Regions from separate parts of the Homo sapiens genome. Here all the other regions are linked to region 2. The links are chromatin contacts, found by Hi-C or POLR2A ChIA-PET in ENCODE. All regions are on one chromosome and are shown on one strand. The core of a region is the stretch at or near the end of the contact, and the rest is flanking DNA. Distances in the headings are between cores, read along the strand shown.

What was found. Hi-C counts contacts between places; a loop is a spot of excess contacts on that map. ChIA-PET counts read pairs that join two places held with the same protein, here RNA polymerase II (POLR2A). Pooled maps may share reads with other maps.
Region 1: a map of heart right ventricle shows a loop between it and region 2 (5-fold over the local background). The contact joins the enhancer-like site here to the promoter of RNF150 in region 2. A Hi-C loop is called at or near these places in 39 of 168 maps with a recorded cell type or tissue (A673, Caco-2, IMR-90 and 21 more) and 26 of 50 pooled maps. POLR2A ChIA-PET finds 5 or more read pairs at or near these places in 2 of 52 experiments (AG04449 and AG04450).
Region 3: a loop to region 2 is called in a map of heart right ventricle, with 5 times the contacts of the local background. The contact joins the enhancer-like site here to the promoter of RNF150 in region 2. A Hi-C loop is called at or near these places in 20 of 168 maps with a recorded cell type or tissue (GM12878, IMR-90, Right ventricle myocardium inferior and 11 more) and 21 of 50 pooled maps. POLR2A ChIA-PET finds 5 or more read pairs at or near these places in 2 of 52 experiments (AG04450 and SK-N-SH).

The regions. Positions count from the first base shown.
Region 1 is chr4:140,992,977-140,996,574 of GRCh38, reverse strand. The region is part of intron 1 of RNF150 (ring finger protein 150); the gene reads left to right. Among named protein-coding and RNA genes, the nearest start is that of RNF150, 140 kb to the left of the region's middle. Within about 2 kb of position 1,339, at least 4 of the 41 ENCODE cell types and tissues checked have a DNase peak (open chromatin) inside an H3K27ac peak, as active enhancers do; they include heart right ventricle, where a contact is called at or near this core.
Region 2 is chr4:141,131,526-141,135,080 of GRCh38, reverse strand. It overlaps RNF150 (ring finger protein 150), which reads left to right and starts at 1,612. Exons shown (of 7, transcript NM_020724.2): 1 at 1,612-2,756. The coding sequence starts at 2,273. RefSeq lists a silencer at 1,674-1,793.
Region 3 is chr4:140,933,971-140,937,322 of GRCh38, reverse strand. The region is part of intron 4 of RNF150 (ring finger protein 150); the gene reads left to right. Among named protein-coding and RNA genes, the nearest start is that of TBC1D9, 180 kb to the right of the region's middle. Within about 2 kb of position 1,947, at least 3 of the 41 ENCODE cell types and tissues checked have a DNase peak (open chromatin) inside an H3K27ac peak, as active enhancers do; they include ascending aorta and heart right ventricle, where a contact is called at or near this core.

The DNA of each region.
Region 1 (3,598 bases), core at 90-2,589, 140 kb after region 2:
AGTAGCCAGAGCAGTTATGATTCTAGCACAGAGGTGAAGAAGCTGCAGGTTAAATGCCCAAGTCACACAGCTATGAAGTGGGAAAGCCAAGACTTTAAACCAGTGTTAACTATTCCAAATCAAATTTTCTTTCTACTCTATCATGCCACCTCTTAACATTTAGTAGTGCTGACATTCAGTAACGACTTGTAGAAGGGATTAATAAACAATGTACAAGGAGCTCAAACAACTAAATAGGAAAAAAATCTAACAATCCAATTAAAAATGGGCTAAAAAATCTGAGTAGACATTTCTTAAAAGAAGACATACAAATGGCACACAGGTATATGATAAAATGCTCAACATCATTTATTGTCAGAAAAACGCAAATCAAAACTACTATGAGATATCATCTCACCCAAGTTAAAATGGTTTCTATCCAAAAGACAAGCAATAGCAAATACTGATGAGGATGGGGAAAAAGGGCAGCCTCATACAGTGTTGCTGGAAATGTAATTAGTATAGCCACTATGGAGAACTGTATGGCGGGTCCTCAAAAAACTAAAAATAGAACTCCCATATGATCCAGCAATCCCATTGCTAGGTATATACCCCCCCAAAAAAGGAAATCAGTATATGAAAGAGATATCTGAATCCCATGTTTCTTGCAGCACTGTTTACAGTAGCTAAGATTTGGAAGCAACCTAAGTGTTCATCAACAAACAAATGGACAAAGAAAATGTGGTACATATACACAATGGAGTACTATTCAGCCATAAAAAAAGATGATATCCTGTCATTTGCAACAATATGGATGGAACTGGAGAGCATTACATTAAGTGAAATAAGTGGGGCACCAAAAGACAAACTTCTCATGTTCTCACTCATTTGTGGAAGCTAAAAATAAAAACAACTGAACTCATGGAGATGAGATAGGAGGCGGGACACAACTCCAGAGGCAGGGTTCAGACACCAGACCAAATTGAGGATTAGCTAAAACAGGGATGGGGCGGAAGCAGCTTTCCATAAGACACGTCCACCATTGTGCCATGTCAGTTTACCATTCCCTAGAATGGCAACACCTAGAATTTACTGCCGCTTTCTATGGCAATGACCTGATGACCCAGAAGTTACCACCCATTTCCTAGAAATTTCTGCATAATCTACACCTTAGTTTGTATATAACTAAAAGTGGTTATAAATATGACTGCAGCACTGCCTCTGAGCTGCTACTCTGGGCACACTGCCTATGGGGTAGCCCTGCTCTGCTCTGAGCCGTACCTCTGCTGCTGCTGTACATTGCCATTTCAACAAAAGCTGCTAACACCACTGGCTTGCCCTTGAATTTTTTCCTGAGCAAAGCCAAGAACATTCCTGGGCTGAGTTCCAAATTTGGGGTTCACCTGCCCTTTATCATAGATAGAGAGTAGAATGATGGTTACCAGAGGCTGGAAAGAGTAGTAGGGTTGGAGTGGGGATGGTTAATGGGTACAAAAAATATAATTAGATAGAATGAATAAGTTCTAGTAATTGATAGCACAACAGGGTTATCACAGTCAATAATTTATCAGACATTTAAAAATTAATAAAATAGTATAACTGGAATGTTTGTAACACATAGAAATGTTAAATGCTGAAGTTATAAATACCTGTTTACCCTGATATGATTATTATTAAGCATTGTATGCTTGTATCAAAATACCTCATGTACCTCATAAATATAGGTACCTATTATACTGTGTACCCATAAAAATTAAAAATTAAAAAAAGACTTATAGATTGAACATAAACTTCTATCCAGATGGTCCAGGGAACACCAGAGGCGTAGCAACTTGGGTGGAAAATGCTTCCTGCCTTTTACTCTAGTGAGCCTAGCAAGCAAATCATTTCATCCTTCAGTGCTGCCTGTGCTCAGGGAATGTGTAAAACCTTTTTTCATTTTGTTATAGCCTAGGTTTCCTCATTCTTCAGATCTTACTTTTGGTCTTGATGCATTTTAAATGTGGTTTTTGTTGTGTAGAGAGCCACCACAATAAGGTCACTGTTCAATATTAGCCCCTGGCTTTGGTTTGTTAGGGCTGCTTAAATAGGCAGTGGTGTGTGTGTGTGTGTGTTGTGTGTGTGTGCGTGCACACACATGCACAGCAGCCCCACAATCAATATTTATCATAAATAACCTTCGTGATCATTTTACTATCACCTTCAACCTGTGCTCATGGTCAGATAGGCACACAGATGGGCTGGGACTTTGAGCACCCCTTCTGTCATATCCTTTGGGCCTTTGCCTTCAAGACAAACTAGTAACTTTTAATGTGGAGAGATCTGGCTGCAGCTTTCTACACTTTACCCTCTTTAAACTCTTGCAGGATTTGGCTGAGCTGTTTTGAAGCAGGCATGACCTTGGATTTCCACTCCAAACATGGTTAATCTGCTGCTCTTGTTTTTATTCCTTCCACGAGCAGTTCTCTTGGAGGGACTGGAAGCATGCATGTTTCTGGGTAGCCTGTGAAGGTCTAGAGGGAGTTAAGTTGAAGTGGGTAATTATTTGGAAAGCTGTATATTCTCAGATGTTGGTGGAGGCTATTTTTATGTCCTAGGTGGCAAATTATCACTGTTATGTCAACAACACCCACAAACGCAACTTTGTTTCATGCCACAATGTACCAGGTCCCCCATCCTTCCTGGGCAGTGTTTTCCGATGAGTAGGTGTCACCATCTTACTTAGAATTCTCTCCCCAAGATCTCTCTCATGACTGAAAGCCTAACAGTGCACTGAGATTTTCTTTTCTTGTTTGGAGGTGGGAAGATGAAGGTAGAGTGAGGGGAAAAAGGAGATAACCCTCCTTATCATCTTTGAGAAATCATGGCTTTAACATGTATCAAAATCAGTTCCTAGCTGAAGACAATCTATTCAAGCTGCGTGAAGACCTTAGGGAAATGATAAACTATCTTCGTTCTCCAGGCTGCATAAACAAGGCCATATAAACAGCTGGCCATGCCGGGGGCCTTCACTATGATCAGGGAAGACCTGGCTGTAGTTGCATGCCCCTGGAGGCCTACTCCAGAAATGTCTCTCGCTGCTACTTTCACTATGGGAGGCAGAATAATTGCTGCCAAAAATGTCCAGAACCTGTGAATACATTACCTTACATGTCAAAAGGGACTTCCCAGATGTGATTAAGTTGAGATCTTGAGATGAGGAGATTATTCTGGGTCATCCAGTGTAATTATAAGGATCCGTATAAAAGGGAAGCATGAGGGTCACAGAGAGAAAAAGAGATGATGAAGGAAGCAGAGTCCGAATGAGGTGGCTACAAGCCAAGAAATGTGGGCCATTTCTAGAAGCCGGAAAAGCCAAGGACATAGGTTCTCCCTTAGAATTCTCAAAGGAACGCAGCCATGCCAACACCTTGATTTTAGCCCAGCAAATCTATTTCATGTTTCTGATCTCTAAAACTGTAAGATAATTTTGTGTTGTTTTCAGGCCTGAGTTGTGGCAATCTCTCATAGCAGTGATAGGAAACCAATGCATCCACCAAGACGGTTCTTGACACCCCAAGGGAGGATGAGCGACTCCCGAGAGCATTGTTTTCCCGTCCTCTCCTGTGGATCCTGGGGA
Region 2 (3,555 bases), core at 363-2,862:
ATTAGCCCAATGGCCCTGTAATTAAGCAATCTTCCAGCCATGCTATTTCCTTGACCCTGTCATCTCTTTAGCACCTAACTTTTCCAAAGGAAAGAAGGGGTAAGGGATAGTCACACATTCTTAATAACATAGCTTCTCCAAGTCTTCCAGCTGGAGAAAAAAAATGCTAAGCGATAAAGAAGACTGGGGAAACACTGTGGGTTGCTAAAGGCAACTGCTCAGAACCTAGCCGGGGGTTTCTAGCAGTGGACTCCTCCCTCAGATCTCTGGTGGTTCAGGAACCAGCAGCCAGGTGTCTCCACTTTTGCCTCCTTGGCAGTAAGCGCTATAAAAAGCACTGTCCCAATTGCCTAGAAGCCTATTTTCTAAAATGAATAAGCTAGGAACACATACAAATTCAGCACATCAAATGCCATAGAGACAAATTCTTCTAAGTAGTTCTTCTTGTGCCTGCTTCTAATTTGGGTACAGCTGAGGCTCTTTGCCCTCCCTTAACAGCCATCAGCTGTTTGTACTGCTGCCGGAAAAAGAGAAGTTGTACTGGTGGACGTTCATTAACGAAGAGCTGTAAACATGCTAAAGTCCTGGGGAAAAGGCAGCCTTTCATTTTTTAAATTTAAATCATGAATGGGTCCTGGGTTCTCTGAAAGAGCATCAGGTGGGAAACACAATGTAAATGATAGAGAACCATCAAACAAATATTTTTAGAGACTATATGGCAGGCATCTCAAGCCAAGGGAAAGGATATCCACCACCAAAACGTCTAATTGGTAAGGCACTCTGCTGTACTACAGTTTTAAGAACACTACACTAGGGGGACTGTACTGTCTGCTGACTACTGTAATCTCTATGCACAGTTGGAGAGCGCACTATAAACAATAACCCAAACAAACCTCCCTTGCCTGTTGGTGCTGCGAGTCCCCTGTTCCCAGCCATGACAATCAGAATAAACACAGTCCAGAAATGTCTCACCCGGTTTCTCTTCTTACAGAGTGACAAAACACCTATTCTATAAGAAAACGAATGTTAGATGTTTGCTTCCAGGTGGGCAGTAGGAAGCCCATTGTTATACCCATCTTAACAGAATGGTTGTTAGACCAGCAGCATCAGCACCACCTGGGAACTTGTTAGAAATGCATATTTTTGGGGCCCTACCACAGATCTACTGAACCAGAAACTTTGTGGCAGGACCCATCGGTCTGAGTTTTAAAACTAAAGATTTGATAGCCACTGCCCTAGGTATTCCAGAGGTAGCTTTGGAAGGACCTCAATACCAAACCACCTTACACTTTGGCCTTAGGACAGGTAATCAGGGAGCTCACGGCAGTACTTCCAGCAAACGGGAGGGTCGTTTACGAGAGGCACATACATTTGCTAAATGTAACGCTCAGGAAGTTATTCCCGTACTCAAAGGTCGAGGGGTCGCTTCCTCTTTACCTCCACCTAGATTAAGTCGCCGATTGAGGTTGAATTTGAGACCCGACAGGGGTCGCTGCTGCCCATAAAGAGAGACCAAGGGAACATGGCAAGAGAATCCCAGGGGCTTTGACATCACACTAAGCTCCTCCTTGCACGCACACATTATACACACACACACACACACACACAAACATACAGACACACACACACGGACCGCTTACTCCGCTCTGCCTGCTCGCTCCCACTGTCCCCAAGCCCGCCCCGCCCGCGGCAAGTGCGTGCCCAGGCGCAGCCACCGGCGAGATCAGGAGCGCAGCGCCCGCAGCCTGAGGGAACCGGCGCAGGGCAGCAGCGGCTGCAGCTGGATTCGCGCGCCCCAGCGCTCAGTGGCGGCGGCCGGGACACCCTGGGCAGCACCCCGCACCGCAGCACCCCAGACTACGAGCAATCGTGCCCGTCCCCGCCGGGGCTGGAGGGCGCAGGGCCGCCACCCTGCAAGTTCGTGGGCCCCCGGCCACCCTTATGAGAGAAGGCGAAGCCGGGCGAAGGAGCAGGACGCTCGGCAGCAGGACTCCTCCGCAAGCCCCGCGGGCCCTCTGTTCCCGCGCCCCCCGGGCGCCCAAGAAGCAAAATGCAACCACCGCGCTACAGCTGAGAGGGGAAGGGGCCAGCGCCATCCGCTCGCCCGGAATCCGGTCCCCGCGGCGGCTGCGCGTCCCGGCCGCGGCCCCTCCGGCCCGGGAGTGAGCAGCAGCAGGAGGAGAGGCAGCGGCCCGGGGTTGGCCGGGGCTGGGGAGGAGGGACGGGACGGAGGGAGGGCGCGGGGGCGGGGAGGGGGCCCCGGCGGATAAAGATGGCAATGTCTCTCATCCAAGCGTGCTGCAGTCTGGCTCTCTCAACATGGCTGCTTTCCTTTTGTTTCGTGCATCTGCTCTGCCTGGACTTTACCGTGGCCGAGAAGGAGGAATGGTACACCGCCTTCGTGAACATCACCTACGCCGAGCCCGCGCCGGACCCCGGGGCCGGGGCGGCGGGCGGCGGCGGCGCGGAGCTGCACACGGAGAAGACGGAGTGCGGGCGCTACGGAGAGCACTCGCCCAAGCAGGACGCCCGCGGGGAGGTGGTCATGGCCAGCTCGGCCCACGACCGCCTGGCCTGCGACCCCAACACCAAGTTCGCCGCCCCGACCCGCGGCAAGAACTGGATAGCCCTCATCCCCAAGGGCAACTGCACGTACAGGGATAAGATCCGGAACGCGTTCCTGCAGAACGCCTCAGCCGTGGTCATCTTCAACGTGGGCTCCAACACCAACGAGACCATCACCATGCCCCACGCGGGTGAGTGGCCCAGCGGGCGCGGGGGAGGGGAGCCGGCGGGGACGGAGGTGCCTAGAGGGATCCAGCGCCTGCCTCCAGGCTCCTTCTGGGAAGTCCGTGCGGCGCGGAAGACGTGTCTGGGTTCCCTGGACCGATTAAGTTTTGCTCCGCGTCACTTGGGGGGTTTACAAAGAGGAGAAGATTAACTGTATTGGGTAGGGGAGAGGCTGCCGGAGAGCTTGGCATAGCGCCGCTTGGACAGGGGTTCAACGTGGCGGGCTAACTTTTCCGAGGGGGACCTGGAAGGTGGGGTTTGGAGGGTAGGGCTCAGATACTGTTCTTGGTTAGTGACCGGCCCAGCACCTGTTTGGAACCAGTAGATCTGATACCACAGCACTGCCCTTGGGTCTGTGCATCAGGTATACCCTGATGCAGGCGCTATATCAGGAGAGGGGTAGGGTTACCTGCTGGCAGCTCACCACCGCGAACTTGCACTTGGGAGAGTTTCCCCTTTTGGGTTTACGCACTTCATTAATCATATTAAAAGTACTATGCTCTGCCAGGCTGTCATCCAGAGAAACTGACAGGTGGCCACGATGGTAAATAATAACAATCCTCAACAAGCCAAGAAGAGTGTGATGGCCCTAAAGTTATAACTACTTTTCTAATTATTGCATTATCCTTTGCCTGATTGGGAGGTTAAATATGCTGAAGGTTTTCTTTCTGGCTAGAATGAAGGGATTTCAGACTAGAGAGAATAAGCTTTTGTTAATGATCGCAGGTACCAGGACTAGAAATGCATTACTGTCCCAAAACTCAA
Region 3 (3,352 bases), core at 698-3,197, 200 kb after region 2:
CACCATTGCACTCCAGCCTGGACAACAGAGCAAGACTCTGTCTCAAACAAACAAAAAAAAGAAATTATTTAAAAATTTTTAGTAGTTGCATAATAGTTCGTTTTTAGAGTTTATTTAACTACCCTCCAACATTGTTCAGCATTTAAATTGCTTCCAGTTTTTCATCATTATAAAATCATGAGGTTAGTTGTTTATATATTTATTCTGTATTTATCCCTTCAGATACATTCCTAAAGTGAACTTACTAGATTGAAAGGAATTTTAAAGGATCTTGAAAAATTTTATCCAATTGCTTTCCTGAAAGGTGGTAATGATTGACACCTCATTAGCAGTATGTGAGAGTGTTTATGCTAGCACTCTCTCAGAACCATGGAGTAGTAAATTTTTAAAGCATCTTTCTCATCTGATAGCCAAATATAAAGGTAATTTAAATTCCCATATGTTTGATTTCTTTGATATATTACTATTGACTAACACAAGTTCTTTTTATATCATATCATATTTAATATAAATTGTCATTGATTGTAAGATGTTTCCTAATTTTAGATAGGTTAAAATGGGAATGAAGAATGATATGGCCTAGAATTGATAAAATGTGATACTATTTTTAACATTTTGTTTTAGTGTTTTTGGTGAATCTTTTTATTAAGTATTTTTATTTTTTATAATGCTTTTTTAATTAACAATTTAAAATTTATGCTATAAAATTAACGAATTTTGTGTTCTTATCTCTTCCTCCTTACTTTAATCCTTCCCTATCAAGAAATAAGATAACTGATCAATTAACTACTCTTTTCAAATTTATATGAAAATTTATGCTGGTGTATGGCATCTCACTCAAATAGTTTATAAAAACTATTTTTTAAACCCATTTTTCCAAGAACAGAATTTTATATACTTGGCCAAATTAAAAGTTATGCAGTGTAGTAGGAGTTTAAAATAGCACAACAGCTTTGGAAATTTGTTTGGCAGTTTCCACTAAAGTTAAATACACCCTACCTTGTGACCTAGCAATTCTGTTCTTGGATATATACCTGAGAGAAATGAATGCATATATTAACAGAAAGACTGATGCAAGAGTGGCCATAGCACATTTAGCCATAATAGCCAAAAAATGAGGACAGTACAGATGTCTAACAATGGAAAATCTGCAAACAAATTGGGGTACACCCATACAATGGAATACTACTGAGCAATAAAAAAACAAGCTATTGATGTACACCAAGGCACAGATGAATCTGAAAACCATTATTTTGAATTTAAAAAGCTAGACAAAAAAGAATACATACTTTATGATTCCATTTGAAATTCAATAACAGGGAAAACTAATATATGGTGACAGATGTTAGAATGATGGTCACATGGCAGAGAGTGGGTATTGACTGGTAAGGGGCACAGGAGGACTTTCTGGGGTGATAGGATGGTGTATATCTTCATCTGGGTGGTATGTACGTAAACATACACACACTTAAGAAATCATCAAGCTCACTTAAGGTTTATGCATTTTGTGGTACATTATACCTTCATTTAAAGTAATGGAAAAAAACTTAAGTACCAAAGAAGCTATGCAATAGAATTTTAAAAACAACAGTTCACTCTACACATTAGTAAAAATTACACAGTATTTCTAAGTTTGGAGTTTGCTAAGTGTTTTCTTATCGTTTTTCTTTGATTACTTCAGATTTTTATGTGTACAACATTATATATGTAAAATATATCACTTAAGGGAATAAAGGAAGGGAACATGAAAGAGATGGCAGTGCTGTAAATGATGTTGTTTTTCAACATAGCAAATGTCGCCTTAGGACAGAAGTCTTGCACTGTAATAACCTCGTTAAATATGGCATTCTGGCTTCAAATGTCCTGATCCCCAGTTATATTAATCAAGTAGACACACGGGATGAATGCCAACTAGCTTTGCTGCCCCAGCCAAACGATATAATTAGAACAGAGTTAAGTTCTAAGCACAGAGCCTCCCTCTGCCAGAAACCCAAGGAGTGAGACACACTATAAAATGAGGGTCCTGCAATTCCTCCCAGCTTGCATTCCCAAAGTAAAAATTTCTTCCATTGTAGTTTAAAAAGAAATTGATGTTAGTAGCAACAGGATCTGATATCCTTTCTTTGTTTTTTTAAGTTGTTGGTTTTTCTTTCATGCTATAAATCTAACGCAATGCAGAGCTGTGTGGAATAAATGGTTCTTTATATATTATAACACTTTATATATATATTTATTATATATATTATATATATATTATATATATATAATATATATATTTATATATATATATTATAAATATATAATATATATATATTTATATATATATATATATTATAACACTTTAACTTTCAAAAGCACTCTACTCTTCACAAAGCACTTTTGCATATAATGTCTAATTTTAGCTCAGACCAGCCTGTAATATAGATAGGACAGATATCAATGATTGCCCCTGTATTTTATTAAAAGAAAACCTTAACTCAAAGAAGTTGGTCCCAGGGCCCAAAGTAAAGCCAGGTTTTCTGACTTCTGGGCCAGCACTGTATCATTGGCTGTGGAGTTGACACCATAGCCACACTTATTCCTGCTCAGGGATCCCTGTTGTACTTTCATACCTCTGGGGATATGGTTTTGGCTAAAAATCTGCTTCAGAAACCCCCTCTCACTCTAAGCAAAATGTCTAAGCAACTCAAGGAAACTAAATCAAATTTAGCCAAGTTTTAAGAATTTTACTTCCTCTGTATGTTTTCTGGATATTACTTTCCAAACTTGTTTCTGTGAGCCTGAAAAGAAAGCAGACTTTTCGTAGAAGGACAGTGCTTGTGCGGTGAGCAGCAATTTACCTTATTGCATTCTTTTTTTTTTCTTTTTTGCTCTATCACATGAAACTGCTATCATATTTGCTTGCCAAAACAAAGTTATTATGTTTATAACTACAGCCAGAATATGATTACTACTGGTGCTATATTGCAGCTTTTTTCCGTTTGTCTTTTCTTTTTTAAAAAATGATGTTTTTAGGCTGGGCACAGTAGCTCACACCTGTAATTCCAGCACTTTGGGAGGCCACGGTGGTGGATCACCTGAGATCAGGAGTTCCAGACCAGCCTGGCCAACATGGCAAAACCCTGTCTCTACAAAAATACAAAAATTAGCCAGGCATGGTTGTATGTGCCTATAGTCCCAGCTGCTTGGGAGGCTAATGTGGGAGAAACACTTGAACCTGGGAGGCGGAGGTGGCAGTGAGCCTAGATCACGCCACTGCACTGTCCAGCTGGGCAATAGAACGAGACTCTGTCTCAAAATAAATAAACAAATTTTAAAAATAAATAAATAAATATGATGTTTTTAAATAATT